Regions from separate parts of the Homo sapiens genome. Here region 2 is linked to region 1. The links are chromatin loops, found by intact Hi-C in ENCODE. Cell type or tissue: HepG2. All regions are shown on one strand. Links, peaks and the distances in the headings refer to the core of each region. The heading gives the core; the rest is flanking DNA. Region 1 holds the start of LOC105373417 (a long non-coding RNA gene). Region 2 overlaps CPSF3 (cleavage and polyadenylation specific factor 3).

Region 1 (17,373 bases), core at 5,346-13,345:
GGGATTACAGGTGTGAGCCACCACGCTTGGCCTAGTTCAATGTTTCAAAAGCCCGAGTCCAGAGTGAAGTCTCTCTCTCACCTTAATTCTCAGCGACCTTAATGATCCCCGGTTCCCTCCCCGCAACACCCAGTATGACCAGCTTCCTAGGCCTTCTTTCAGGGATGTTTATGTGTTTTTTCCCACTTGTTGGTCACTATGGCTACATAACAGATTACCCTAAAATGTTGTAGCTTAGCGTTTATGATCCCACAGCTCCTGTGGGTCAGGAACGCGGTGGGCTTAGCTGGGCCCTCCAGCTCAGGGTCTCTCGCTGGCTACAGTCAGGGGGAAGCTGGGGCAACAACCGCTCCACACTCACTCAGGTGGCAGCCACAGCGGCCGCCGCAGGTCCCCACAGAATGTAGACATCGGTTTGTTGCCTCTTGGGCCTCTCCACAGGCATTCCCTCAGCGTGAGCAGGGACACAGGCGAGAGAGAGCAAGAGTGAAGCCACCGTCAGTGTGTAACCTGGTCTAAGAAGTGACATCCCCTCACCTTTACACGAGGGTGTCAGCTCCAAGAGGCCAGGGTCTACGGGTCTTTTTGGTGAAGTGTCATTTCATCCCTGGAGTTTGCCCCTGGGGTTCCACATGGTTTTCCAGCCAGTGTTGGGGCTCAGGTGGGGCCATCGAGAGCCGCTGAACTCTCATCCTCTCCAGGTCCCGCCAGCCACCTCTCAGCGAGGCCCCGAGGGGCCAGCAGCCCTAAGCGGAGCCACAGAGCCCATGGCTGGCTCTTCTCCAGACCAGGCTTATCTGACCTTCCCCAAAGCCCCCGAGGGGTGCCAGGGCCACACCACAGCCAGCTGCAAGGGGACAGAAAGGCAGTTTGCCTCAGCAGCCATCAGAGTCTGTCTCCCTGGGGTGAGAGGGACTGATGGGGACCCTCCTAGAACCAGAATTCTAGGGGTCAGCATAGTGAGGAGTGGTGGGAAAGGTGTGGACCAAGTTCCGTTCAGATGGGTTTGGGATTGACCCGCCCAACACTGTCCCCACCTGGCTGTGTGACCCTGGGCAAGTCGTTCAACCTCTCTGAGCCACTGTTTCTTTATCTATAGAATCAATAAAAAAAAAATCTTTATCAAAGAGACCCATCCCAGAGGACTGCTGAGGTGACTCAGTGAAGTGACGAGCATAGAAATGCCTGGTGTGGTGTCTAGGAAAGGAGAGGCAAGCCCAGCCTGCTCCACCGCCTCATGGAGCCTACGTCGTTCAGAACCCTGCTCTGCCCCACAGAGCGCACTGCCCCGGAGTGTGATTTTATATTCATTGCAGCCAGCCCCCTTCTTGGCCTCCAGTTTCCAATTTCCACGCTGGAGCATGAGCTCTGAGGCCAGGGGCCATTTTTGGCACAGCCTTGATCATTGCCTGCCCACAGGGTGCTCTAGGAATTCTTGCGGAGTTGACAAAAGCTGGTTCCCTTTCCATTGACAAACTTGGCTCCTTTCCTTCCCACCCAAACACCCCGCACTGGCTGCTGGAACAGTCAACGCGTCCCGGGCACTGAGGACTCCCTGCATGCCATCGGCCTGAGGCCCTCACACGGTATCCCAGCAAGTCCCCATGGCGTCTTGGAGGAGGCGCTATTGATCCCATTACACAGACAAGAAACCGGGGCCCTGGGGGCTTAAGTAAATTGCCCCATGCCACACTATTTGTAAGTAAGAAAGCCAGGATCCCTGGCCTATTCCAGACTGAGGTCAAACTTACCACCTCCAAATCATTGTCTCCCCAGGTTGAATCCTCTTCTCCCCACCTTAGGTTGCTCATCGAAGTGTCATTTTCTCTGGAGCTGACCTGATGGGGGTGTGGGGAGCCCACTGATGGGGTTGTGATACTGGGGGGCAGGAAGGAGCTGGTCGGCCCTGTCCAGGTCCACACAGAGCCCAGAGCCGCTGAACGTCACCAGGATCCCCCCAGCCAGGGGCTGCCCTGGAGATGGGAAAGTGGCCCAGGGGTTTTGTCCAATGATCGTCACCTGCTCTTTACAGGCAGGCACCTGTCCTGGGTTGCTCTTCCCGAGGGTGGCTTGGCTTGACTGTCCCCCAAACAAGAGTGGCATAAACAACCGGGCAACCCCCCGAATTTCCCAGTCGGGCAATCAGCAGAGCCGCAGGAGCAGCAGCTGAGGCGGGTGCAGGCCCTAGGACTCCCCGGCCTGGGTGGCAGCAGTTGCAAGCCGGGTGCTTGCTGGAGCCAGGGCAAGCCCCTGACCCTTCCCTGTCCCTCACTCTTGGTGTCATCTGAAGGGCTGTGTGGGGACTGTCATTCCCAGCCAGTGCAGCCAGCACTCTTGCAGATTAGGCGCTAAAAGACCAGTCCAGCCTGGGTTGTGTGCAGCAGGAATATGTGGGAAGTCCCCATTTCCAAGTCACCTCCCCAGGCTATGGCAACTCATGTTGACCGTCTGAGGAGCAGAGTTAAGCATTTGGCATTCATTTTGTGCCAAGGAAGATTGCTCTGGGCAGTGGCTCTGCTTGGCATGAACTTCAGCGTTGGCAGCATGTGCCCATGCCTTGGTTCATTCATTGAATGGTTGTTCACTAGCTGTGTGGTCTTGGACACCTTACCTAATTTCTTCAAATGTCTTTACCTGTAAAAGGAGGATATTAAAGGTTCCAACCACATAGGGTTATAAAATTGTGATAATGCAATAATGCTTGTAAAGTGCTTAGCACGATGCCTGGCGCGTAGTCAGTGCTTGGGAAATCTTTGTGATGATCGAGCACTTGCTGGCCACCTCCACGTGCCAGGGAAACAGAAAGGAGGGAGGTGATTGGAACCCTGGTTTTTTTTTTTCTTTTTGAGACAGAGTCTCGCTCTGTCACCAGGCTGGAGTGCAGTGGCACGATCTTGGCTCACTGCAACCTCTGCCTCCCTGGTTCAAGCGATTCTCCTGCCTCAGCCTTTTGAGTAGCTGGGACTACAGGCACCCACCACCACATCCAGCTAATTTTTGTATTTTTAGTAGAGATGTGGTTTCACCTTGTTGACCAGGATGCTTTCAATCTCTTGACTTAGTGATCTGCCCGCCTCGGCCTCCCAAAGTGCTGGGATTACAAGTGTGAGCCACCACGCCCGGCCGGATCCCCGCTTTTAATGAGTTCCCTGAGTAAATGCAGAAGCAGGTGTGGAACCCCCTCACTGTAGCAAAGTGATAAGTGCTGCAAGGGACCACAGAGGAGGGAGGAACCAGCTGCCAGGGAAGGTCAGGTCAGGAAGCCCCCAGAGATGGTGCCATCGCAGCTGAGACTCTGTAGTGTGCTGGTGGGGGCACCTGGAGAATGGAGCTCAGACAGAAGTGGCTTTCCCCTGGCCCCCACCCTGGCTTGGCCGAGGGGAAAGGAGCACAAGGCAGCAGCCAGAACTGAACTCTGCTGCCAGAATGGTGGCGGGGAAAGCAAGGCTCCTCATCAAGACAAGGTCAAGGGGATGTGGCTGGTGGGTCCCAGAAGAGTCACTGAGCAGGAGTGTGGGCCGGGGACGGAAGAGCAGAAAACTCAAGAAGAACACAGGGGGTTCCCATGTCATCACCTGAGGCAGGGGCCTTGTCTGTGGCTTGGGGTACCTGCTTTGCAGGGGCCATGTGAGCACACAGCTGCCTTTAGAGGACCAGGGACAGGGTAGGCCAGCAGAGGCAGAGGTAAGAACAAGAAGCAAAGGAACCCCTGAAAATCAGAAGCCACCATGGAAAAGGGGGCAAAGGATATGGACAGGTAATTTATAGATTTCCCCAAATCAAACAAGCATATCAAGAGATGCCCAAATTAGTAATCAGAGAACTGTATTGTACATTAAGACAATAATGAGGTATTATCTTAAGGCCACTCGACTGGAAACACTCAGAAACCTGAGGACGGACGGGAGGAAATAAAGGACGGGCCTTCCAGTGCGAATGTAACTGTCCTTCTAGGGGCAGCTGTGAAATCAAGCACAGGTTTATTCTGTGACCCAGTTGTTCTACTCCCGGGAATAGTTCTCAAAGAAATTCTCACCTAAGGGGCATATACAAATTCATGCCCTGCAGCTTTGTTTGAGATGGTGTCAATTTAAAAGCAATCCAGGAAAATAGATGCATGAAACGGTTTTAATCCATACTTTGGAGAACTGCGCAGCAATGAGAATTAAATGAGTTGTGCAAAGAGCAAAAGGAATGTGTCTTAAACTAAACAGTGTTTAGAGAAAATGGTCAAAAAAATGTAATATATAAAACAACACCATTTATAGGCATTAAAACACACACAAAAACTTGGCAACACGTATTTCACAAGACCCAGATGAAAGATACATGTTAACACAGGTAGCATTATTGCCTTTGGGAAGAAGGGAAATGGGAGTGGTCGGCAGAAATGAAAGAGATAACATTGATTATTAAAAAGATGGGGTCTTGCATGGGGCACTGACGGCGTTGAGGAATATGAGGAACTCAGCCTCATGCACCTGAAGTATAAAGAAAAACATGAAAAAGCATGGCGTGTTTGGGAGCCTTTTGTGCCAGTTGCCCAAACGCAGGGTGGGTAGGAAGGTGTACGGTGAGGCTGCAGGGGAAGGCGGGGGTCAGATCCTGCAGGCTGTGGGTGGCAGGTCACCAGGGGCCACTGACATTCTTACATTGTTGAATGATGCCATCAGATGTGGAGGATGGATGGGAGCCAGGAGACCAGTTACAGATCCAGGTCAGGGGTTGGCTAGCTTTCTCTGGCAAGGGCCAGAGAGCCAATATTTGGCCTAAGACAGTGGCCTGTGGGTCTTGGTGCAGAGTATTGGGTCTGGGTGGTGGCAATTGGAAAAGGAGAGATGGGGCCAGGTATGAATGCCGCCGGGGGATGGAATTGGCCAGACTTGGGGGATGGGGAGGGGGTGGTGATTCCCAGGTTTTGGGGAACTAGGATGGTGAGTGGTTCAACCAGGTGTCAACCAGGACAGGAAATCCAGGGGGAGAAGGTGGGTTTGAGGGTGAGGGTTCATTTCTAGACTTGTTGAATATGAACACTTGTGGGGCGTCTGAGAGACGTTCAGTGATGAGCATCCGACAGTCAACTCTGAAGAACAGATTTGAGGTCGGCTGCAAATGCAACAGGGACAGTGGCACACACATGGCTGGTGCCCACCAATGTTTGTTCCCCACGTCCTCCATCCCAGCCCGGGTCTCTTTGTGCCTGGGGGGGGGGGGCCTGCCCCACTCCCAGCAAGGAGGGCCCTGTTTGATGGAGCCGTTCCATTCCCCATGGTCACTGGCTTGGCGTTGGGCACATGGCCCAAGAGGTCCAGTCGAGGTGAACGTCAGGAGTCTTGGTCAAAATCCTGGGCTGGGAGGGTTTTTTCTTTCTTTTTTACTTTCTCTGATTACGGTCGTCTGTGGGTGTGAAGCCTGAAGTCGCCATCGGGTTGCCATCCTGCTACCAGGCACGTGTGAGGCCAGGCCCTGAAGGAGGGCATGGCGGAAGGTGGGATTCCTGTCTCTCCCGCCCTTTGGAGGGGTGGAGAGAAGCAGCTGAACTACGGGTGCCCGGAGGCGCTCAGAGCCCATCAAAGTGCAGCGCTCCCGCTGGCTCCCTCCACCACGCTGGCCTCAGCCCCCCCGCAGGCTTCGTCAGCTCCCACCTGGCGCCGCCTCCAGGCTACTCTGTACCCCTCTGTCCCCTGAGCTGACACAAGTCAGCTTTCTCCAGCCGGCTCTCATCCGGGCTGCACTCCACTTACCAGAGCCTTCCTGAAATGACCACGACAAACGCTTGTGTTACCAAATCATGGAGGCGGCACTCACTGTGTTCTGGACACAGTGCTAAACACGCTCTACAGAGACTAACTCAATTCACCGTTGTTGTGTAAGCGGGTAAGTGCTATAATTGTACCCATTTTATGGCTGAGAAGACTGAGGTATGTGAGGCTAGATAACTTGCCCAAGGTCACAGGTAGCAAGTGGCAGCACTAGGGTTTACACCCTCACTCCCAAATCATTTTGCTCTTCAGACTAAAACACTCCTCTGCTCAATCTAGATGGTTCCCCTCACTTTGTCACCAAGAACCTTGTGGGGTGGGCGTGGTTTCTCCCACTTCATGTAGGAAGAAACGGAGGCTTGGAGAGGGTAATGACTCGTTGGAGGTCACGTGGATGCTAGTGGTGGCGCAGCTGAGATTTGAACTGTCTCCAAATTCCAGACTCCCCTGTTGCATCATCTAGTGCCTGAGAAATTTAGGCACAAGTTTGGGAACAAAAACTCCGGATTGCAGAAAATGGCCAAGTAGGAGAGAACTGTGGCCGGGGAAGCCCAGCCCCATGAGGAGGTAGAAATCAGACAGGAGGGAGGCCTGAGCTGGTGGGGGCTGCAGGTGGTCAGGGACCAGGTTGGGTCCACCATGCCTGGAACATGGAGCTGTGCACTGTGCCGGTTGCCAGTTTAATATCTCATGTGTGTGTGTATGTGTGTGTGTGTGTGTTGTGAATGGAAAATAAATCTCAGCACCCCAAAATCACTAGGCCAAAGGGAAAAGTCAAACAGAGAACTGCATCAGGCAAACCTGCCTCCTATTTGATTCCTAAATAAGATAGCTACAAAGATTAAAAAAAAAAAAAGCTACATGCCTACATACCTCCATCACAATTTCCCACAAGGAAATTCCTTGTGGACGGCAAAACCCTAAAACAGTTCTGTTGAATTTCAGCCTGGCAACGTAAATTGATAGCTTGTCTTCCTAGGTGTGGGAAAAGGACAGAACTCGGTGTTCCCTCTGCTCACCGGAGACAAATGCATATCTGATGGCTTCTTCTGCCCTATTTTAAAATAAAAACGCAGGTTCACTGAGTCAGACTAAGGCCTAAGTGACTATTCCTCTACTCCGTCCTCCCACGTAAATTGTGTATTCAATGAAAGGCTGATCAAAGACCCAAAATAACCTTTTGTTTCTTATCTACCCATGACCTGGAAGTTCCCCCAACTTCAAGTTGTCCTGCCTTAGGGGAGCGAACCAATGTACATCTTACATATATTGATTGATGTCTCGTGTCTCCCTAAAATGTATGAAAGCAAGCTGTGCCCCCACCACTTGGGTACATGACCTCAGGGCCTCCTGAGGCTGTAACATGGGTGTGTCTTTAACACTGGCAAAATAAACTTTCCAGATTGATTGGGTGTCTCAGACACTTTTAGGTTCACAGTGTGTGGTGTGTGTGTGTGGTGTGTGTGGTGTGTGTGTGGGGGGTGTGTGTGTGTGTGTGTGGTGTGTGTGTGATGTGTGTGGTGTGTGTGTGTGGTGTTATGCAATTTATCATGTGATTTGTGTAATCATTGTTATTTACTGGTCTATATGTTCAGTAATGGTGTCTTAGGAACATCTTTGCTTTTTGTTTTGTTTTGTTTTTTGAGATGGAGTCTTGCTCTGTGGCCCAGGCTGGAGTGCAGTGGTACAATCTTGGCTCACTGTAACCTCCGCCTCCCGGGTTCAAGCGATTCTCCTGCCTCAGCCTCCCAAGTAGCTGGGATTACAGGTGTGCGCCACTATGCCCGGCTAATTTTTTGTATTTTTAGTACAGATGGGGTTTCACCATGTTGGCCAGGCTGGTCTTGAACTCCTGACCTCAGGTGATCCATCCACCCGCCTCAGACTCCCAAAGTGCTGGGATTACAGGCGTGAGCTACTGCACCCGGCCTTAGGGGCATCCTTGATAGAGGCTTAAGGCCATGGACTTGAATGAGATTTCCCAGGAGAAGGTGCAGACAGAAAAGGAGGCGGCTTGGGTGGAATGCCAGACAGAAGAGGGACTTTGCTCTGGCCCCCGGAAGAAGCTTCGTGGAGGAGAAGGGTCTATGAGGGGAGGAGACCCCAGAATCCCCTACAAGGGAGGCATCTGGGGCCTGCCCAGCCCTGCTCTTGGGACCCTCTGACCTGGGCTTTCCAGACAGGTCCGTTTTCAAACCCTCTGCTCATGGCTCCCGTACGCCATCAGCCCCAGAATGCCAGCATTTAGGTGCCTAAGCTACACTTCCTAGAAAGCCGTTTGCCTCTGGAATGCTTTGCTAGGTCATGTGTACTGAATTTGGGCTGGAAAAATGTAGCTATATTTGTAAAATATGTCAGTAAGATTGAACACCTGTAGCCAAGCTTGCAGGAGGGACCCCGAAGTCACTGCTGCCAGGCTGGACACGGGGGGCCTTTTGCACCCCCAGCACAGGGCCTGGCACACAAGCCACACTCCGTTGTGAAGCTCGGTTGTTTGTGGTCAAATTCTACACTTTTGGCATCTTTTTTTCAACGAGCGGGAGCACAGCTGTGCGGCGTCTCCTAAAAGCCTTGGCGAGTTAACTCCTACGGAAGTAGGGAAAACGCTTTTCCCCAAGGGGGAGAGAGGTGCACTATTTCTGGAGTAAAAATTTCATGCTCTGTATATTTTTGTTCAGACGTTTGAGCATGAGTTCCTCCGTCTGCGAACTCTGAGTTTGAGGATTCTGAGTCACAGCCCCAGACACGCGCCCGGTGGAAAACGCCCCAGTCCCTCGCGGGGCAGAGGCGGCGCCGGGAACGGTGCGGCAGCACCCCCTGGTGGCGAATGTCGATGCTGCGCCCCGAGGAAGGAAGGCCGGGGAAGCCCTCCTTAGGAGAGGCCCTGCTTGTTACCCCACCCTCCAAAGGCACGCGGCTTACCAGCCTCAGAGGCTCCCAGCTCCACCCTCTCAGCCAGTCTGGAGAGAGCCTGGTGTGACGGAAGGCGGTGTGGACCTAGGAGATAGGGACCGACACTTAGGGTTCCCTGCTGTTTGCGCATCAGGGAATGTGCTGATGAGGACTCAGAGGTGAATGAACCCTAACCCTAGGCCCGGCGCGGTGGCTCACGCCTGTAATCCCGGCACTTTGGGAGACTGAGGTGGGCGGATCACCTGAGGTCAGGAGTTCAAGATCAGCCTAGCCAACATGGTGAAACCCCTTCTGTACTAAAAATAAAAAGAATTAGCCGGGCATGGTGGCGCACGCTTGTAATCCCAGCAACTCGGGAGGCTGAGGTAGGAGAATTGCTTGAAGCCGGGAGGCAAAGGTTGCAGTGAGTCGAGATCGCGCCATTGCATTTCAGCCTGGGCAAGAGCGAAGCTTCGTCTCAAAAAAAAAAAAAAAAAAAAAGAGATGAATGCGATGAATGCACACCCTGGGCTCCGACATCTGCAGGCTCACGTGCTGAGGGGAAGGCAGACCAAGACCATAAGGACCAGAGCTAGAGATTCGGGGCTCAGTAGCGTGGGGTTCTGGCTTTGTCCCCTATCAGCTGTGGGACTGAGGGCAAGCTGCTTAAGCCCTCAGAGACTCAGCTTTTTCATATGTAAACAGGGAAACAGGGCTAATAATTAGTACTTGGCGTAACTATTGTTAAGATACAGTATGTGAAATGAGAGGTACATAATAGATTCACTAAATGGAAGGTAATTATACTTCTTATTCATGTCATAACAACTGATCTGGCAAAGAAGCGAGTACTGGGAGATGAGGGCATGGTTAGGAAAGTCTTCATCAATGGGGAGACATTTCAGCTGGGTTTTGAAGGATGACTAGGAGTTTTCCAATCAAAGGGGGAAGGGCCTCTAGATGGGGGAACTGTGTGTACAAAGGCATAGTGGTAAGAAGTGCTATAGTGCATTTGGAGAGCTGTAAATAGTTCGGTAAATAGTTCAGCAGGTGTAGCTGAAACTGGCCAGGTGAATTTGATCAGAATCTCTGAGAGCAGGTTACAGGAATCTGTGTTTGATAAGAAGTTTCCCAGGAGATTCTGAGGCTGACTTCCCACAGGCCTAAAGTCTGGAAACCCATTGCTGTACCTGACATTCTGCACAATTCTCTCTAATCTGAACCACAACCCAGCAAGATAGAGGTTATTTGTCCTTATTTTACACAGCAGAAAGCCAAGACTCAGAGAGGTAAAGCGACTTGCCCAGGATCACACAGCTAAGGTAAGCCAAGATTCAATCCCTGGTCAGGTTGACTTCAAACCCCATCCACACAGTGAGTGCCCAGTAAAAGCCAGCGATGACCCTCCCTGCCGACGCTCTACAGGCTGGACCCCCAGGTGTGTTGATCCTGTTTCCCTGACTCCATCCTGTTAGGAGTCTGAGGGAAGAGGGGGTTGGGGCCAGGGAAGCACCTCCTGTGGGCCAGATTTCAATGCCACGTAGAGAAGTTTCCCTGGTTAGAATTGCTCATTGGAGGAGGAGAGTCCTGCTCTTCTCAGGAATTTGCCAGAGATAGTTTTGTGGGCGTGTGTGTGTAATTTTTAAAAAATCTAAAATAATCTCTGACTTAAGAAGAGCTTCCACTGCAGCACAAATCATGCATTTTTTCCTGAACCATTTGGGGGTAAATTGTCAACACTTGCTCCCTAATACTCCACCTCCAATACTCCATCACCCCAAATACTCCCATGTACTTCCTGCAAATATGGACTTTCTCCTACATGGTCGGTCAGAACAACCTTCACTCACAACTCAAGTTCGCAGGGCGCGTTGCTGCTGTTCAAGTCTCCCCAGTGGTCTGATGATTTCTTCACAGTGAATGCACCCAGTTCAAAATGGTATGTGGCTTCTGGTTGTCACATCTCCTTAGTCTCCTAGAGTCTGAAGCTGAGCTCAGTCTTTACTTGACTTTCATGGCCTTGACACTTTCGAAGATTAAGGGCCAGTTATTCTGTGGGCTGTGCCGCCACTTGAGAGACTGCTGCCCCCTGGGGATTTGATTTGCGTTATCTGTCTTGGCAGGAACACCTCAGAAGTGCTATTCCACTGGACAGGATTTCAATTTGCCCTATTTAAGCATTGTCTTTTTTTTTTTTTTTTTTTGATGGAGTCTCACTCTGTCACCCAGGCTGCAGTACAGTGGCATGATCTCGGCTCACTGCAACCTCTGCCTTCTGGGTGCAAGTGATTCTCCTACGTCAGCTTCCTGAATAGTTGGGATTACAGAAGTGCACCACCATGCCTGGCTAATTTTTGTAGTTTTAGTAGATATGGGGTTTCACCATGTTGGCCGGGCTGGTCTCAAACTCCTGATCTCAGGTGATCTGCCCTCCTCTGCCTCCCAAAGTGCTGGGATTACATGCCTGAGCCGCTGTGCCTGGCCCTGGCTTGCTTCTTCTAAAACTCTCTTCCACTCCAGGTTCCCCGAAGCCTCGAGCACCCCATCCGGGACCCCCTGGAGCCTCCCCTCCCTCTGCTTACTGCCCCCACCACCCACCTCCCTCCACGTGCTGTAGAAACCTCCCTGACAAGCTGTGGCAGCACAGGGCCAGCTGCCCAGCAAGTTCCCCTGTCCCTCCTGGGGTCACCCAGACTTTACTCTCCTGGGGCTGTCTTTCCCACTTCGAGGTGGAGGAGTCCCTGATTAATTAAGGGTTCTGGCCCTTTGGAATTCATCTGTAGAGTTGCAAATGGACTGCTGGGGCCATATGAGAACCCTGTGATCCTGGGGACGTCACTCAGTGCCCCATCCCCTGATCTCCCTCGGATTCATCTTTCCCTCAGTGCTGGTGGCCAAGCAGGCGCTGCCAGAAATCCCTAGGTGTCCAGGAGGTGGCGCTGCGGGGTCAGAACCTGCACCCTTTCATGCGAATGCAGCTCAGAGAGGGGAGAGTGCAGGGGCAAAGGGAGGGGTGGGGGCTGCGAACTAGAGGCTGTGCAGTCCCCTGGAAGCATTCTGCGTGTGCACGTATGTGTTAGCAAACACCTACATACATACCAGCAAGTGCACATACCCACACATCCATACCAGTACACACACACATCATATATACTAGTAAATAGATACGGGTACACACACATGTATATACCTCTATATATGCACACGCATACATACTAGTATATGTATACACACATACATGCATGATAGTCTACACACACATATACCAGTATATATACACATATATGCAAACCAGTAAATATCTATATGTAATATATATACACGGAAACATGTAGCAGTTCATTGTATCCTCTATGTGAACATGTGTGCACACATCCTAGATGCATATCTGTGCATAGGCACACACAGGTCTGCACATACGTGTGTGCATGTGTACGCACTAGGCCCTGGAGTTTGGGCCACTGACTTCTGCCTCTGAGGCTCGGGACGGCAGCAGCTTCTCCCCCATCACACAGGCCGACTCCAGATCTCCATTCTCCTCCCAGATCTTTTTTTTTTTTTTTGGATCACAGGTGGGCAGGATGGTGGCCTCACCTGATGCAGTGCACACCTCCAACAGGCATCAGATGGAATGCACTGGGAGCAAGATTCTCATAGCAATGACAAAGATCCCCAACACCGTCCACCACGCAGCCGTACGTATGTGTCCTCAGATTTCATGCGGGGCAACTGTGGTTTTCCCCTGAAAGAAGCACCACTGATCCCTGCACAGGAGGGGCGCTGGGGGAAGGGCTTTGAAACAGAGAGGGGAGCCTGGCTCCCACCCTGGCCCAGCGGGGGAGCCTGAGGGTGGGGGTTCTGAACACAGTGTGGGGCTGTGACTGGGCAGCCCTAAGAAGCATGGTCAGTGTGCCATGCTCTGTTCCCAGGGGACTCGATGTTGTGGGTCCAGTTGAGGCGGAGAGGAGCCAGGAAGACAGGACAGGCCAGCTCCTTGCCTGGTGGCTGAGGATTTCTGGTTGTGAGCTTGGGGGACTTCGCAGGGCCGGAGGGGGAGGGTACCTTTCCTAACAGCGACACCCTGTGGTGTTGGCCGCTGCAACAGACACTCAGGTGACTTGTCTGTCTCCTTGAGATGCTGTGACCAGGGCTTGACCTTTGGACTGAGAGAGCATCCGCTGGGCCGGGGGTCTTGGAGTTATTTGGAAGGAGGACCCTGAGATTTCTTTGAGAGATGACCTAATTCAAGAAGCAAGAGGACATGACCTCGCTTCATGCTCCAAGCAGCTGACCTTGGAATCTGGTTATAAATGCGTCTGTGCCTTTCTTGGACAAAGCAGTTTTTGCTTCTGTGTGTGTGTGTGTGTGTGTGTGTGTGTGTGTGTGTGTCTGTCCACTGGCCCAGGGGAGTGTTCCATCCTCAGGTCCCTGAAGCATATCCCAGCAGGGCAGGGTTGGTCCCAAAGGCCACGTGGGCTGCATGATGACCAACTGGCCCTGTGCGCCTGTGGAGCGAGGGAGGAGAAATGGCCAAGCTCAGCTGAGCACACCCGGCCTGAGGGCCCAGGTGTGCCCTGAGAGTCGAGGGCAGATGTAGGGGGGAGTTGGGCCTTTTTAATCATAGAAGCAATGGCCCGCCTGCCACAGTCAATGCTAAGCTCCTCAAACATCTTGCAAGCTGCTTGCTCAGGCCTCCGACTCAGGATTGAACTACATGTGGCACACTCCCGCTACAAAGAAGCCCACATCCTGGCTGTTCCGGAACATTCCTCAGCCTCGCTGGGTGTAACTGTTAAAGGCGCAGTGTGGACGGCGGCTTGTCCTTTCCACTGAAAGAAGGAACAGGTGTCAGGGCTGGAGGGAGCTCACTCGAGGCAGGTGCCTTTCGGTTACCTGGGTTTCCTGCACCTCTCTTCTTGCAGCATTTGCCTCTGGACGCGTGGCCTTGAGCCTGGCCCCTCGAGTTTATCCCAGCGCTTGGTGACGAGACCCCACATACTGCACAGGAGGACAGGCAGAGGGTCAGCCAGAGCGTGGGATGTGGAAGTGCCACCTCCCTTTGCAGGCTGTGTGTCTTCGGGTAAGTAATCAGCTTCTCTGAGCCCCCCTTCCATCTCTGTCAAATGTGGACGAATGATGCCTGCACTTTGTCCCCGTGAGGCTGTCAGGAGGCACCCTGGTGTGGGTGGGAGGGCTTGGTAAACAGCAGGCTGTGCATCTGGTGTTGGTCATCAGGCTCAGGGCTGAGTACACAGCCAGGAGAGCTCACCAGGCCTGGGATGGGGCCAGCTGCATGGAGCTGCTGCCCTGTGGCCCTGCAAAGCCCCTCTTGGCACCGCCGCCGATGTTGACATCTGCAGATGCCACCTTCTAGAAAGTTCCCCTTCCCCAACATGTCCGGAGTCCTCAAGGGATGTGATACTTTCAGTTCCGCTGTACGGCTTGTTTTGAAAATGAAATTGCTCCAATTGCTCCAATAGCAATTCCCAATTGCTAGAGTAGGGAACAATTGGAGCATAACGTGAGTTTCAAAGTTCACATTCGCTCTGCACAATTTTGTCCTCAGAAACACCAGGCGAATGCAGAGAATGGCACCTGGCTGACCAGAACCTAGGAACACACAACCACACCCGTGCACGCACCCTAGGAACACACAACCCCACCCTCGCACACACCCTAGGAACACACAACCCCACCCATGCACCCTCCAGCCCTCCGTTCACAGGGTGTGTTAGGAGTCACATCCACATCCATCCAGCTCTGGTGCTAGAATGCCCCCCCAATTCCAGATCACCCAGCTCACAACCCCAACGCCCACTTCCTCAAACAAGCCTCAAGTCTTTTTAAAGGAAAACACCATATTAATTTTAGTATGTATGTATTTCTTAACCATTTAACATGTAAAACTGTGCTATCTTTTTTTTTTTTTTTTTTTGAGACAGAGTTTCATTCTTGTTGCCCAGGCTGGAGTGCAGTGGCGCGATCTCGGCTCACTGCAACCTCCGCTTCCTGGGTTCAAGCACTTCTCCTGCCTCAGCCTCCTGAGTAGCTGGGATTACAGGTGGCTGCCACCATGCCCAGCGAATTTTTGTATTTTTAGTAGAGATGGGGTTTTGCCATGTTGGCCAGGCTGGTCTCGAACTCCTGACCTCAGGTGATCCACCCACCTTGGCCTCCCAAAGTACTGGGATTACAGGCATGAGCCATTGCGCCCGGCCTGTGCTATCATTTTTATTAGGTTCCAGTCTTTTGTAAATGTCTTGCTGACGAAGCCCCTAACTCTATCTCCCTCATAGCCTGCTGGGTCATCTCACATGAGTTTGCAGAGTGCAGGGATTTTTAGGGATGTCTGCTTCGCAGCATAACAGAACGGACTATTTGTGAATCTGTGGACTGGCCCCGGGTCTCTGCTTCTGCCAGAGCTGTGGGTGAGGCCACCCGGGTGTCAGGACCCTGCCATAGGCAGTGCCGGCTGTGCAAATGTTTGTGCGTACACCTGTTGCTTGCGTTACTGATGTCCATGGGGAAGCAGTGGCAGTTCTCCTACACCAAGTGTGGGTGCCCTCTGATTTACGGGGGCTCATTCACTGAATCGTCACAGCAGCCCCAGAAGGCTGGTACTAATAATATCTTTGCTTTAAGATGAGAAAACCATTTCACAGACAAGTTAGGAAACTTGAGGTCTCATAGCCAGGAATCAGAGGAGTCCAGCTTTGAGCCGCCCTCCTGGACGACGCTGCCTCCCCCTGTACTGGGATGGGCAGGCTGCTTCTGCAAAGGACCAAATAGTCTTCTCAGCTCTGTGAGTCATGAGCTCTCTATTGCAGATTCCTTTGCAGCACAAAAGCAGCCACAGGCCCTTGCAAACGCATTGGCAAGGCTGTGTGAGGACACGCTTTTGTTTATGGACACCAAACTTTGAATTCCTTATCATTTTTATGCATCACAAAATGTTATTCTTTTGATTTTTTTCAACAATTAAAATAACATAAAGACCATTCTTGGCTTATGGATCGTACACAAATAGATGGTAGGCTGGGTTTGGCCCATGGTCATAATTTGCCTGCATAGATCCCTGCTCTAGAGTGAGAGAATTGGTTAAAAGGGTTCCAACGTTTGAATGGCTCTCGAAATGTTCTGGAAATGAAACCATGGGGCTTGCACACATTTACATTGTTAGCAGGATTTTGATGTTCCAGTTTCACCACAATTTCATGCTTATTATTGTTATTATTATTTTTTGAGATGGAGTCTCACTCTGTCACCCAGGCTAGAGTGCAGTGGCATGATCTGAGCTCACTGCAACCTCCACCTCCTGGGTTCAAGTGATTCTCTTACCTCAGCCTCCAAGTAGCTGGGATTACAGGTGCACACCACCACGCCCAGCTAATTTTTGTATTTTTAGTAGAGATGGGGTTTCGCCATGTTGGTCAGGCTGGTCTTGAACTCCTGACCTCGGGTGATCTGCCCACCTTGGCCTCCCAAAGTGCTAGGATTATAGGCATGAGCCGCTGCACCCAGTCCATGCTAATTATTTTTAATGCTTGTTAATGTATCAGTTATAAAATAAAGCCTTTCCCTCTGTTTTATTGGACTGATACATGTACATAGTTGTAAAATTAAAATAGTTACAGCACTTCTAACAAAAACAACTATACCTGCCTCACACCTTCTCACCTGAATTTCACTCTTTAGAGATAAGCATTTTCAACTATTTTAACTTTGCTGGGATTCCCCCATATTGCTTGCTTGCTTGCTTTTTTTTGTGACAGGGTCTGGCTCTGTTGCCCAGGCTGGAGTGCAGTGGGGCAATCACAGCTCACTACAGTCTTGACTTCTTGGGCTCAAGTGATCCTCCCGTCTCAGCCTCCCAAGTAGCTGGAATTATAGGTATGTGCCACCATACCTGGCTAACTTTTGTATTTTTTATAGAGACGAAGTCTCACTGTGTTGCCCAGGCTGGTCTCAAAATCCTGGCCTCAAGTGATCTGCCTGCCTCAGCCTCCCAAAATGCTGGGATTACAGGTGTGAGCCACTGCACCCAGCCTCCCCACATATTTCTAATAATGTGTTTCAGTACTTTTTCTTGACTCTTTCCCCCTGTTTTAGACATTATCTATTGCCTTCCTACTAATGAAGTTTCCTTGTACATGAAGAGGCACAGGGAAATTCACCCTGAAGTTGGCTCCCTGGTGTAATGAGTATTTTGACTTAAAAATTCTTCAAGATAAATATACTGGAAGAGACTTCTCCCTGATCTAGGTAAAGACCTGATGGACCCACCAAGGAGAACTGTTGTCCCCCGCACCCCCTCTCGCTTCTCAATCCTCTGTCTCTCCCCAAGCACAGGATGAAGTTGTTGTCTGCAGTTCCTTTATGTTGCGGGAAGTCAGGGACCCCGAATGGAGGGACCGGCTGGAGCTGTGGCAGAGGAACATAAATTGTGAAGATTTCATGGACATTTGTCAGTTCCCAAATAATACTCTTATAATTTCTTACACCTGTCTTACTTTAATCTCTTAATCCTGTTGTCTTCGTAAGCTGAGGATGTACGTCACCTCAGGACCACTGTTGTGTTAACTGCACCAATTGATTGTAAAACATGTGTGTTTGAACAATATGAAATCAGTGCACCTTGAAAAAGAACAGAATAACAGCGATTTTCAGGGAACAAGGGAAGACAACCATAAGGTCTGACTGCCTGTGGGGTCGGGCAAAA
Region 2 (13,781 bases), core at 5,617-13,616, 300 kb before region 1:
CATGCTTGGCTAGTTTTATTTTATTCTTGTAGAGACAAGGTCTCACTATGTTGTCTAGGCTGGTCTCAAACTTCTGGGCAGTCTTTCCACCTCAGCCTTGCAGAGTGGTACGATTACAGGCATGAGCCACTGTGCTCAGCCCCAAATGGAATATTTTAGAGGGTATTTACAACAACAGCATTAGCTACCAGTCCCTTTCCATTCACTTTTGTAACTTCTATCTTACAAGACAGATTGTTCTTTTTTTTTTGAGACAGTCTTACTCTGCCACCCAGGCTGGAGTGCAGTGTCGTGATCTTGGCTCACTGCAGCCTCTGCCTCGAGGGTTCAAGGGATTCTCATGCCTCAGCCTCCAAGTAGCTGGGATACAGGTGTGAACCACCATGCCTACCTAATTTTTATACTTTTTTTTTTTTTTTTTTTTGAGACCGAGTCTCGCTCCGTCGCCCAGGCTAGAGTCTAGTGGCGTGATCTCGGCTCACTGCAAGCTCCGCCTCCCAGGTTCACGCCATTCTCCTGCCTCGGCCTCCCGAGTAGCTGGGACTACAGGCACCTGCCACCACACCCGTCTAATTTTTTTGTATTTTTAGTAGAGACGGGGTTTCACCGTGTTAGCCAGGATGGTCTCCATCTCCTGACCTCGTGATCTGCTCGCCTTGGCCTCCCAAAATGCTGGGATTACAGGCATGAGCCACCGTGCCCTGCCTAATTTTTATACTTTTAGTAGAGATGGGGTTTCACTATGTTGGCCAGGCTGGTCTCGAACTCCTGGCCTCAAGTGATCCACCCACATCGGCCTCCCAAAGTGCTGGGACTGCAGCCCGGCCAAGATAGATTGTTCTTAGCCTCTCACATGTGGTAGATGGCTTGTGGCTGGGCATAGCCAGCACCAGCACGTGGCAGGGGCTTACTGCTTGCTGGGGAAGGGCCTGGGCCTGGCTGCCTGAACAGAATCCTGGTGCTGCTGCTTATTTAAGCTGTGTAACCTTGACCAAGTGATTTCACACCTCAGTTGTCTCATCTGCAGAACAGCTGTCGGTCATGAAGATTAAGCAAGTCAGTTCATATAAAACACATATACAGTGTCCGGCACATGGTAAATAATCAATGTTAGCTAGTATTCATTACTACCACCAACACTACTAGTATTGCAATTTTATCCTGCAGCTATACTTTTGCTGGAGCTGGTTATCACAAGAAAATGAGCATGAAGTTCAACCCAGGAACTTAAACTGTCAGCAGAAGTAGAACCAGGAGAGTGACAGGATGAAATGGGGCTGAGGATGAGGTGGTGACACCACACAAAAGAGCAATTCGGCTTTTCCTCCCTGGCTTGGAAATCTGGGGGAGTGTTCATGCACACAGACAATAAGAAACACCTGGGAGGAGCCTACTCTGTGACTAAACCCTACACACTGTGATGCTATAGACAGGAGAGTGATTTTTCTTGACCAAATAATCTGCTCATTAAGGGCCAGTGGCAAATACCTGTGAGGCCTATCATGCTAGAAAAAACTCAAAAACGAACAAAAGACTGCATGAAAAGGTGCTCAACATCATTAGTCATTAGAGAAATGAAAATAAAAACCACAACGAGATACCACTTCACATTTGCTGTAAAGTGACACAACCCGAGTGTCCACCCACAGGTGAATGGATAAACAACATGTGGTCTACATATAACGGACCATGACTTCGGCATGAAGTGCTGATACATGCCACAACATGATGAACCTTGAAAACATCATAGGCATTATGATTCCTCTTATATGAAATACCTAGAATAGTCAAATTCATAGAAACAGAAAGTAGATTTGAGATTACCAGGGTTGGCGGAAGGGAATGGGGAGTTACTGTGTAACGGTACAGAGTTTCTGCTTGGAGTGATGAAAAGCTGTGAAAATAGACAGTGGTGATGGTTGTACAACACTGTGAATATAATTAATGCCACTGGTTTGTACACTTAAAAATGGTTAAAACTGCAAATTTTATGTTAGATATTTTACCACAGTAAAACGTATTTAAAAAACAACAAGCAAGGCCAGGTGCAGTGGCTCATGCCTGTAATCCTAGCACTTTGGGAGGCCGAGGCGGGCAGATCACCTGAGGTCAGGAGTTTGAGAACAGCCTGGCCAACATGGTGAAAACCTGTCTCTACTACAAATACAAAAATTAGCTGGGCGTGGTGGCACGTGCCTGTAATCCCAGCTACCCGGAAGGCTGAGGCAGGAGAATTGCTTTAACCCAGGAGGCAGAAGCTGCAGTGAGCTGAGATTGGCGCCACTGCACTCCAGCCTAGGCAACAGAGCAAGACTTCATCCAAACAAACAAACAAACAAACAAACCAAAAAACACCCCAAACAACAAGCAAACAAACAAAACTAACAAAAGGCCATTTCTCCTGCTTTCCAATACATTTGGAAAGGGCACGTCATCTATTTTCTATGGACACATGCTTCATTAGTGTTCTTCTAATTAAAAATACACACTTTTTTCAGCTTACCCCTCCTTTCCAATTCCATCAAAATATCTAACTTATTTTTAATAAGTTACACGATACTTAAAAATATAAGTAAGTCGGCCGGGTGCAGTGGCTCGCGCCTGTAATCCCAGCACTTTGGGAGGCCGAGGCGGGTGTATCATGAAGTCAGGAGTTCAAGACCAGCCCGGCCAAGACGGTGAAACCCCATCTCTACTAAAAATACAAAAATTAGCCGGGTGTGGTGGTGGGCACCTGTAATCCCAGTTACTCAGGAGGCTGAAGCAGAGAGCTGCTTGAACCCGGGAGGCGGAGTTGCAGTCAGCCTGGGTGACAGAGCAAGACTCCGCCTCAAAAAAAAAAAAAATATATATATATATATATAATATATATATTAAGCATTTACTATGTGCCAGGCACCATATTAAGTGCTTTAGATATGTTCTTTCACTTCATCCTTACAATAACCTTATGAGCTATTATTCCTATTTACAAATGAGGTACAGAGAGGTTAAGTAACTTGCCAAGGGTTACATAGTAAGTAAGAGATGGAGCTGGCATTCCAAATGAGCAGTCATACTCCAAGCCTGGCTCTTAAATTATTGGAGAGGCAGCAGAAAATAACAGAAAAACATTAGGATTGGGGTTGGTAGGTCTGAGTCAGTCAGTTCTGGAGAAAGGGGGCAGCTTGCTGAAATCAAAGGGGAGTTGTAAAGGCCAAATCCGAGTGCATGTGAAAGGCTCTGCTCAGGGGGTGTCGCATTAGTAGGTGATGATGCCTGCTTTGTGAACTGCCTGCTGCACAGTTTCCTGGGTATGCACTTTTTTTCCCTTTAATACAATAAATGAAATTCATAGACTAACCACATGAGGCGGTTTCAAAGCACGAATAAATTCACTGGTTTGCTGGTAATCCGTGTGAGCTGAGAAAGAAATGTAATCAACAGACATTTTCAGTGGTAACTTCTGTCCAGACATAGTAGTGATTTCTTCAGGTTCAGACATGATGTGCTGTGGAAAATAAAGAAAAATAACAAAACAAACTACCCAGTTATAATCGTAAAGGTACATTTTCATTTTTTTCATGCAGTCATAAATTCATGTTAAATTTAGGACCTTACGCACAAAATCATTCTAATATAACTGACTCAGTAAATATCAAATACTCATGTTCTCAATCAAGCAAACATTTAATGAGAAAAGTAAACAAATTAACTAAAACTCATCTATCTGGAGTGCTGGCAGTGAGAATCATAACTCTTATGCTTAGAAAGACAAACCTGTATTCCCAACTATTCTTGTGCTCTCCAAAGTCATTTCCTAGATATGTGGATATATTTCTATTCTGAAAATCTTTGTTTTTTCAAATAGGGTCTCACTTTGTCACCCAGGCTGAAATGCAGTGTGCGATCTCAGCTCACTGCAGCCTCGACCTCCTGGGTTCAAGCAAGCCTCCTGCCTCAGTCCCCCAACTAGCTAGGACTACAGGCACGTGCCACCACACCTGGCTAATTTTTGTATTTTTTGTAGAGATGGGATTTCTCCATGTTGCCCAAGCTGGTCCCCAACTCCTGAGCTCAAGTGATCCACCTGCTGTGGCCTCCTGAAGTGCTAGGATTACAGATGTGAGGCACTGTGCCAGGCCTGGAAATTTTTTTTTTCTTTTTTTTTTGGAGATGGAGTCTTGCTCCGTCACCCAGATTGGAGTGCAGTGGCGCCAATCTCGGCTGACTGCAACCTCCGCCTCCAGTTTCAAGCAATTCTCCCTGCCTCAGCCTCCCGAGTAGCTGGGATTACAGGCATACGCCACCACGCCCAGCTAATTTTTTGTATTTTTAGTAGAGACGGGGTTTCGCCATGTTGGCCAGGCTGGTCTCGAACTCCTGACCTCAGGTGATCCGCCCGCCTTGGCCTCCCAAAGTACTGGGATTACAGGTGTGAGCCACTGCACCCAGCCTGGAAATCTATTTTAAATACAACATTGTCACTAAAGAACTTTATAGAATAAGGTAAAGTAATAAAGATTATCAAAGAATCATATCATATTTTTAAAAATAAAATAGAGGATGAGAATGTGATGCCTGGATGCTCAGAAACTGCCTCCCAAGTTCTGCATATATTTTCTACAATTTCTACATCCCTAAGAGCTGAAAATCAATGTTTCATAATAGTAGAAAGTGGTCAACCCAAACACATTCTACAGCTTTTTAAGATCATATGTATTAGTCAACCTCTTCTTCATGAGAGGACGGAGAGTATTCACGTGTTTGTCTCAAACAGGTTCCTGTCCATTCTTCTCTACTTGCAACCAGATGAGCATTTCTCAAACTTTAATGTGTATATCAATCACCTGGGACCTCATTATGCCATTCAGTGTCTGCATAATTCTACATCCTACGCACATCTCTAGCTACCTATTCCCGTCCTCATTTTTAAAAATCAAAACTTGTATTATTTGAAGAACTACTTCAGTGCAAAAACCTGTGAGGACCGTGCCACCTCCGTGATTCTGAATAGGAATAACACAACAGCCTATGACTGTAACTGACCTTGGCAAGTGTCCCTTCTACACAGTATCCCGCTATAATGACACCATTCCTCTTATCAGTACACCAGCTTTCAAATAATTCTCTGGATAAGCCACTTTGCATCATGCCTGGGGAGGCCATTACAACACTGGGACCAATGTCATCAAAATGATCCATGCTCTAAGAGAGAAAACAGAATGGGAAAAGTATGTTAGCTACCAGCAGCTGACAAAGCATTCTTTCTTTTTAAAGAATAACAAAAGGCTAAGAGATTAATCACATCACTGAAAGAGCCTTCACAAGATCTGTAAACATTTTAAGTTCAGTTGCCAAATTCCTAAACAGTTTAGGCTAGGAATGGTAGAAAAACCAAGTAATAAAAAGCGGTAAGTTCACCCCGATCTTCAAAACCTTCTGTTGGTAGCTAGAGGGCCATCAGAACCATCAGGACCATCTTCAGCGCCTAGCAGGCAGGCAGAAAAGTAAAAGGAAGAGTCAAATGGGTCTTGATCTACCCAAGACACAACTCTGAAAAAATATTCCCAAAGACTCACAATAGCTTTGCATGCTCCATGCATGTTTTGAGCTGGCCTGGAAATCAAAAGGTTTAACATTGTTCTAGGGAGAACTTGTCTACAATCCTTAAGCAGTTAACTTAAAATAAATACTTTATGAACAAAGCCTATTTACAACTGGAAGTCCACTTTTAAATTATTTCGGATATCAATTATTTTATTATGATTCAAGCATCGAGTTAAACAGTATTTTTTAAATTAAATAAAATCAGATTTTATTGAATGCTTCCAGAAAAGTATATAAAAATTTTCATATATAGAATTTGCAGCACTAATCAAAAAGATGATTTGGTTTGAGTGAGAAGAGAAACTTAAATACATAATACAAAATATTTTTCTCCTCAGAACTTTTTATGCCTACGGCAAAAGAGATGAGTATTATAAATACTGAGAACACATGGCTACTTGGGGCAAGTGGCAAAATCTGTTGAAGCAGAAAAAGAATGTCAGCTGCTGAAGTTTTGATTTTCTGCAGAAAAACGACACCTGTTGAGAAGCGGTAAGACTCCAGCAAGAGGAATTCAGCCAGAGTCACTGACAAGCACTGCCTACGATTTTTATTTTATTTTGATAGAGACAGGGTCTCACTATCTTGCCCAGGCCGGTCTCAAACTCCTGAGTTCTAGTGATCCTCCTGCCTTAGACTCCCAAAGTGCTAAATTACAGCTGTGAGCCATCACTCACGGCCTCGTACCTCCTACTACTAATGACTGATTTGGTTTTATCCATCCTTGTCTTTCTTCCACAAGCACTCACCTTGAGGTTACTAATGTGTTTGAAAACAAAGGGATTATTGATGTTGATCTGTTTGCGGATTTTGTCATTCATGGCATTTACATATGTCTGGTACACTGCCATACACTTCTTGGCCAAAGATGATGCATAGTATATTGGAATGTCATGTAGTTCTGGGTGATTCTGCCAGTACTCATCTAGAGAGATTTTGCAAGAAACAAACATCACTTTGTTAGATGGGGTAAACAGTTCAAATAACAAATGATACACACAGAACAAGAAATGATACACATACAACCAAGAAATAAAGCACACAACTATATTTTAAAGAGTTTAAGCAAAATTATCCTGGTTGTAACTAACTTAAATTTACAAAACCAAAACTTATTTCTAAATAGTGCATGACCTAAAAAGAATGCTATGATCATAGTCCAAAGATGTGGAGGCTTTTAAACATGACTCAGTATAAGTTTACACTGAAGTCTATAACTTACTACCATAATAAGACACTAAATAATACATTTTTATTTAAATGTATTAGAAAAGTGTACTAGAAAAAATTCTGTGATGGTTTTAAAAATGTATTATTAATATTTCAAACAGATTTATTGAGTGCTAATTACAAAAGAGAATTGCCAAGAGTTAACCGATTTTGAACACTTAAAAAAAAAGTATAGTCATATTATGCTATTATTGTTTGTTTTTGTTTGTGTTTTACACCCAGGCTGTCGACTAGCCTTGAGGGTAGTGGTATGATCATGGCTCATGGCAGCCTCAACCTCTCAGGTTCAAGTGATCCTTCCACCTCAGCCTTCTGAGCTGTGACTACAGGAGTGTGCTACCATACTTGGCTAATTTTTTTTTTTTGAGACTGGGTCTCATTATGTTTCCCAGGCTGGTCTCAAACTCTGGACTTAAGTGATCCTCCTGCCCAGCTTCCCAAAGTGCTGGGATTACAGGCATGAGTCACCACACTCAGCCATGCTTGTATTTTTAAAAACCTACTAACCAGTTTCTGATAATTAAAGAAAGCAGTGGGTAATATACCGTCAAAAGACTTATGTTAAGGGAAAAGCCCTCATTAAATCCCAAAATTTTATCAGGGTAGTATGGCTGAAAGACACCCTTTATTCTAATAGGTGCCTCTGCAGTTTGAAAATGTATTATATGCCTATTATATAATTTACATCTGTAATTTCTTTTTTTTTTTTTTTTGAGATGGAGTCTCACTCTGTCGCCCAGGCTGCAGTGCAGTGGCGCGATCTCCGCTCACTGCAAGTTCCGCCTCCCGGGTTCATGCCATTCTCCTGCCTCAACCTCCAGAGTAGCTGGGACTACAGGCGCTGGCCACCATGCCTGGCTAATTTTTTGTATTTTTAGTACAGACGGGGTTTCACCAATTTACATCTATAATTTCTAATTTTCAAAACAACTTACGAAGACTTATCACCATTTTAACTAGCAAACTAAGGGTAAAAAAAAAGGCTGATTATTGTGTGAATGTTATTCTTCCATTTGATGTATCAATGATAATTTTATATGAGGACAAAGACTTTCTGTCACATGCATTACAAATTTCCTGCTTTGTCTTCTAGTTTATCCCATTCATGATTTATTACTCTTATGATTTCTTAGATACCCTAAAGCGGACTACATCCCACAATCATGCCACCATTTCTTGGTTTGTTGTGCGTGTTTTTATGAATAAACTCTGAATATTAAAAAAAGTTAAATAATTTGCCCAAGGTCATATGGCTCTAGCCATATGATAGATTTCATCTGAAACACAGATAAGATTTGAAAGCAGCTGTTCTTTCTATTATACTACATTACAAGGGAGAATTGAAGGAAAAAGGGCAACCAGTTGCAAAGAACAGACGGTAGAATTGCCAGATAAAAATATCAAATACTCAGTTAAATTTGAATTTTAGGTGAACAACAAAAGATTTTTAGTATAAGAATATATACTAACGAGACCAGCCTGGCCAATGTGGTGAAACCTCGTCTCTACTAAAAATACAAAAATTAGCTAGGATCCCAGCTACTCAGGAGGCTGAGGCAGGAGAATAGCTTGAACCCGGGAGGCAGACGTTGTGGTGAGCCGAGATCGCGCCAAGCCGAGATAGCGCCACCACACTCCAGCCTGGGTGACAGGGTGAGACTGTCTCAAAAAAAAAAAAAAAAAAAGAATATATATTAAATATTTGGTACACTTATACTAAAACATTATTCATTATTTATCTGAACCTAAAATTTAATGAGTTGTCCTCTAGTTTTATTTGCTAAATCTGGCAACCCAATTTGATGGTGGCAACATTGTTTCAACTTCCTAACTTCTCTGTTCTTCATCTTACAGGTTACGAAGACTTTGATTTCAAGACTTCTAAGGACGAATTTGACTTGCAGTTAGGAAGGAGGACCAATCAAGATCAAAAGACTGAATTAGATTCGGATTTGGGAAATTCAGCTTCTAGAAGTCCTATCTATTACAGATTTCCTTTTCATCTGGGGTCATTTCTTCCAACTTTCCTTCTGTTTTCCTTTTCAGTGTGACAGGGATACTATTTTTTCTCCTCCTCACCAAGATGGCAGAACAGAGAGGATGAGCTAAGATGCAAGTGTTTCTAGTGCTTCGCACAGAGGTGACACTCATGCAAAGCACCCATTTTATTATTTGCTTTTTTTTGAGACAGGGTCTCATTGTGTCGCCCACCCTGGAGTGCAGTGGCACAATCTTGGCTCACTGCAACCTCTACCTCCCAGGCTCAAGTGATACTCCTACCTCAGTCTCCCAGGTAGCTGGGACAACAGGCGTGTATCACCACGTCCAGCTAATTCTTTGTATTTTTTGTAGAGACAGGGTCTTGCCTTGTTGCCCAGGCTGATCTTAAATTCCTGGGCTCAAGTGATCTTCCGCCCTTAGCCTCTCAAGGTGCTGGAATTAGGGATTACAGTCGTGAGCCACTATGCCTGGCTGTAAAGTACCTTCTTTTATTCTTCAATAAGAGTGCTCTTCCCAACTAGAATCACCGAATGTGAGGTAGAAGGGATCATGAAGTACAAATGTATGCTAAAAAGTAACAACCATTGTTTCTCTTATTACAAAAAATTATACATGCTCACTGAAGTACTTGTAAAATGGAGAAAAGCAGAAAACAAAAAATATCATCCATATCCTCACTATCCAGATTTAGTAGCTTTTCAGTCATTTGTGTGTGCATTTTTTACCTAACTAGGATCAGAGTACATATAGTTTTTTTTTTGTTGTTGTTTGTTTGTTTGTTTTGAGACAGTCTCCCTCTGTCACCGAGGCTGGAGTGCAGTGGTGCAATCTCGGCTCACTGCAACCTCTGCCTCCCAGGCTCAAGCAATTCTCATGCCCCAGCCTCCAGAAAAGCTGGAACTACAGGTGTGTGCCACCACACCTGGCTCATTTTTCTATTTTTGGTAGAGACGAGGTTTCACCATGATGGCCAGGCTGGTCTTGAACTCCTGGCCTCAAGTGATCTGCCCACCTCAGCCTCCCTAAGTGCTAGGATTACAGGCGTGAGCCACCACGTCCAGCCCAGAGTAAATATAGTTTTGAACTCTACTTTTTTGGTTGACTTAATATATTATGTGCAAAGTATGTAATTACTCATCTGTAACACAATTTTTTCCTACAATGCTATATTTACTCACATATTTCTTTGAAAATACTAAAATGATGAATACCTTTCCTGACAAAATTTTCTGTACATCTCATTTATTTCCCAGAAGCGGAACTGCTGGCCAAAGGGTACACATATTTTAAGACTTCTGATGGCAACCGGAAGGGGTCGCCAGTTCACATTCCCAACAGCAGTGCATGAGAGTTGCTGTTTTCCTGGGCTATTCCTAGATCCAAATCCCTATTATTATTATTATTATTATTTTTTGAGATGGAGTCTCGCTCTGTCGCCCAGGCTGGAGTGCAGTGGCGCAATCTCGGCTCACTACAACCTCCACCTCCCAGGTTCAAGCAATTCTCTGCCTCAGCCTCCTGAGTAGCTGGGATTACAGGCATCTGTCACTGTGCCCGGCTAATTTTTGTATTTTTAGTAGAGATGGGGTTTCACCATCTTGGTCAGGCTGGTCTTGAACTCCTGATCTCGTGATCTCCCCACCTCAGCCTCCCAAAGTGCTGGGATTACAGGCGTGAGCCACCGCGCCCGGCCCCAAATCTCTATTTTTAAATGAAGAAAACTGAAGTCCAGAACGGTGGAATGACTCATCCAAGACCACATTATTATCTTGATAAAATGACAAGATTTTGATCATCGCCTAAATACAAAGGAAATGGCATACCTAGAATCAAGAGCAGCTCCTGAGCCCTTCCAAGAGCAAAGACAGGAATGAGACCCCTGCCTCCTCTGTTTACAATATCGTGGACAGTGTTACAGAATCTTGCTTCTCGCTCTTCACGTTTCTCATGGATATGGGTCCCATAAGTAGATTCCTAAATAATACATTAGAAGTGTGAGACTAAGACCAATGATCCTCCAAGAATTCAAAAGTTAAACATCAATGAAATACTGAGGGGCTAAGCAATTCACTTCTCCATTAGCATGTCATTTACTCGAACATGTGTTGTCATAATAGTAATTGGGAAGAGCAAGCAAGAATGCTAGAATTCAGGCCCAGCGTGGTGGCTCACACCTGTAATCCCAGCACTTTGGGAAGCCAAGGTGGGTGGATCACCTGAGGTCAGCAGTTTGAGACCAGCCTGGCCAACATGGTGAAACCCTGTCTCTACTAAAAATACAAAAATAAGCTGGGCGTGGTGGTGGGCGCCTGTAATCCCAGCTACTCCGGAGGCTGAGGCAGGAGAGCTGTTTGAACCCAGGAGGAGGAGGTTGCAGTGAGCCGAGATCGCACCATTGCACTCCAGCCTGGGCGACAGAGCAAGACTCCATCTCAAAAAAATAAAATTTAACAACAACAACAAAAAGAGGCCGGGCATGGTGGCTCATGCCTGTAATCCCAGCATTTTGGAAGGCCGAGGCGGGTGGATCACCTGAGGTCAGGAGTCCAGTCTGACCAACAGGATGAAACCCCGTCTCTACTAAAAATACAAAAATTAGCTGGGCATGGTGGCGCATGCCTTATAATCCCAGCTAGTCAGGAGGCTGAGGCAGGAGAATCACTTGAACCTGGGAGGCAGTGGTTGCAGTGAGCCGAGATCATGCCATTGCAGTCGCTCACTCCAGAGTGAGACTCCATCTCAAAAAAAAAAAAAAAGAATGCTAGAATTCAAATCTAAGAACTTTTTATAAAATGAAATAGTCCAAAACTGTATCTTCTTCCCATGTCCTTTTTTAACCATTTTGCTTTCCATTAGGAAGAAAAAGGTTATTTCTCCCACCTCTGATAAGTCAAAGCTTTTAAAATAGAAACAGATGTTGTTTCTTATACTTCTGTTTAAGAATATCCTTAAAGTCTTACTAGGTATGGTCCACTGACCAGAAGATTGACATCCCTTGGGAGCTTATCAGAAGCGCAAAATCTCAGACCCCAGCCCAGATGTACTGAATCAGAATTTGTATCTTAGCAATATCATCAGATGATTATAAGCATATTAAAATTTGAAGCACTGCTCTAAAGTATGGTACTATGAAAATAGCTACTTTTTCTGAGGGTTCAAAAAATAAATCTTCCCTTAAATTAAGTTTATATGCTGGGCATACCATGAGCAGAGTCCAATCTAATCTGCTCACATGTTGCTTATGGACAGCAGTATGTACTGGCCCACATGCCTGGGCAGCTGGGGAACATGGTAGGTGGTGGAGGAGAAACAGACAACTCTTCCTCCTTGAACCACATACACCTGATGTTCTTATATACACCAAAAGCTTGCAAGATTTCTCTCCCAACCCCTGACTCTACAGTCAGCAACACACATCCCAAGCTGCCCCCAAAGAGCTTCTGTACACAGTTCATTTTTTTTGCTCCCCTGGGACTTGCAACCTAGTAGGCAGACATGACACACAAAGATAAACAAAACGATAAGTTAGCATGGACTAAGGGCCTGAGGATAGTCACCATGGCAAAGGCAGTGAGGTCACACCATTTTAAAATGACCCGTAAGATGTTCTTCTACATATTCTCATCTAGAAATATATATTTAGAAGACAGAGAGAGGGCATAGCCAGTAAAAATGATCCTGCCCAGAGACAGCCTGCTGATCCTGCCCAGAGGCAGCCTGGCATCTCTGATATTAGACTAGAGTTAATGCATTTAACAGCAAGAAAGTGAAACTGCACTACAAAAAGAAGCACCTGCCCCAATTTTTTTTTTTTTTGAGACTGAGTCTTGCTTTGTAGCCCAGGCTCGAGTGCAGCAGCGTGATCTTGGCTCACTGCAACCTCCACCTTCTGGGTTCAAGTGATTCTTGTGCCTCAGCCTCCCAGGTAACTGCACCACCACACCCAGCTAATTTTTGTATTTTTTTAGTAGAGATGGGTTTTCACTGTGTTGGCCAAGGTGGTCTCTAACTCCTGGCCTTAAGTGATCTGCCCACCTCAGCCTCCCAAAGCGCTAGGATTACAGGTGTGAGCCACCGTGCCCGGCCACCAGTTTTCTTATATTTTAAAAAAGGTAAGTTTATATCCAATAACATATTATGAAAGTGAGATCACAGTATTATTTTCCAAAAGAAAAAAAATCTGCTTACATTACATTGATTACAATATAGTATATTAATACTTACAATGATAAGAATATCAGGCTTAATATTAGGAATTTCAGCTGCCATTAAGTGCCTATCTTCTTGTCTTGAGAAATCACCAGTGTACAAAAGCTGTGAAAAAGATAAAACTAGAAAGTTAGGATTTGGGGAAGGCTTCATTTTGCTAGTGAATAGATTAAACTCATGAAATCCAAAAGTGCAGTTACAGTTTTTAAGTCTAAAACTGATGAAATTTACATGCAGTGCTTGTGTCCAATTCAAAATGTGTAGTTCAGTCAGTAAACGGTTCAGTGCTTCAATTATTTCCTCTAGTAAATGGGAATAATCTATTCCCAGTATCATCTCACAATGATAACCTATATAACATTAATCCACTTGAGAAGTGCTCTGAACTTCTTAGAGAAAAAGGGCATGCAGACAAGGAAAGGAGTGCACTGAGGTACATGGTCTAAAACCGGAGATAAAATCATAAGAGGGTCTGCATCAAATTCCAAGAGAATTCACATCTGCATTTGTGCTACTTATTTTTTGTGCCCTGGAGCAAACTGCAAGAATAAGTGATTTAGTGATATACTTTACAATTCAATGTCTAAAAGTTCCAAATGTATAAGCAGCTGTGAAAAATTTAGGACGTGACACTAGAGCATTGGTTCTCTGGCTGACGTTAGAATCACCTAGCAAACTCGAAAAGGAAAAGGCCAAGCTGCGCCTCCAGATTTTGATTCAACAGTTATTTTCAGCAGCTCCCTAAGTGAGTC

Evidence for each region. A loop is a pair of places that touch in the nucleus more often than their neighbours do. Peaks named below come from ENCODE experiments on the same cell type or tissue, not always from the same donor. Only the 100,000 strongest peaks of a DNase experiment are listed, where the experiment ranks them.
Region 2: a loop joins it to region 1, with 21 times the contacts of the local background. A loop is called at or near these places in 42 of 110 quality-filtered maps.

The regions. Positions count from the first base shown.
Region 1 is chr2:9,134,107-9,151,479 of GRCh38, reverse strand. It overlaps LOC105373417 (a long non-coding RNA gene), which reads left to right and starts at 5,570. Exons shown (of 4, transcript XR_922775.1): 1 at 5,570-5,877; 2 at 12,227-12,349; 3 at 13,577-13,734; 4 at 16,427-16,460. RefSeq lists enhancers at 1,005-1,924, 8,365-8,444, 8,561-9,458, 11,277-11,777. In HepG2, for the core only: CTCF peaks have their summits at 8,571 (motif pointing left), 11,588 (motif pointing right) and 12,745; DNase peaks (open chromatin) are centred at 8,609 and 11,589; H3K4me3 peaks cover 1,112 bases; H3K27me3 peaks cover 1,935 bases.
Region 2 is chr2:9,433,224-9,447,004 of GRCh38, reverse strand. CPSF3 (cleavage and polyadenylation specific factor 3) reads right to left here. Exons shown (of 18, transcript NM_016207.4): 6 at 13,045-13,134; 7 at 10,644-10,794; 8 at 6,339-6,514; 9 at 5,029-5,187; 10 at 3,344-3,490. Among named protein-coding and RNA genes, the nearest start is that of CPSF3, 16 kb to the right of the region's middle. In HepG2, for the core only: a CTCF peak has its summit at 10,144 (motif pointing right); a DNase peak (open chromatin) is centred at 10,114.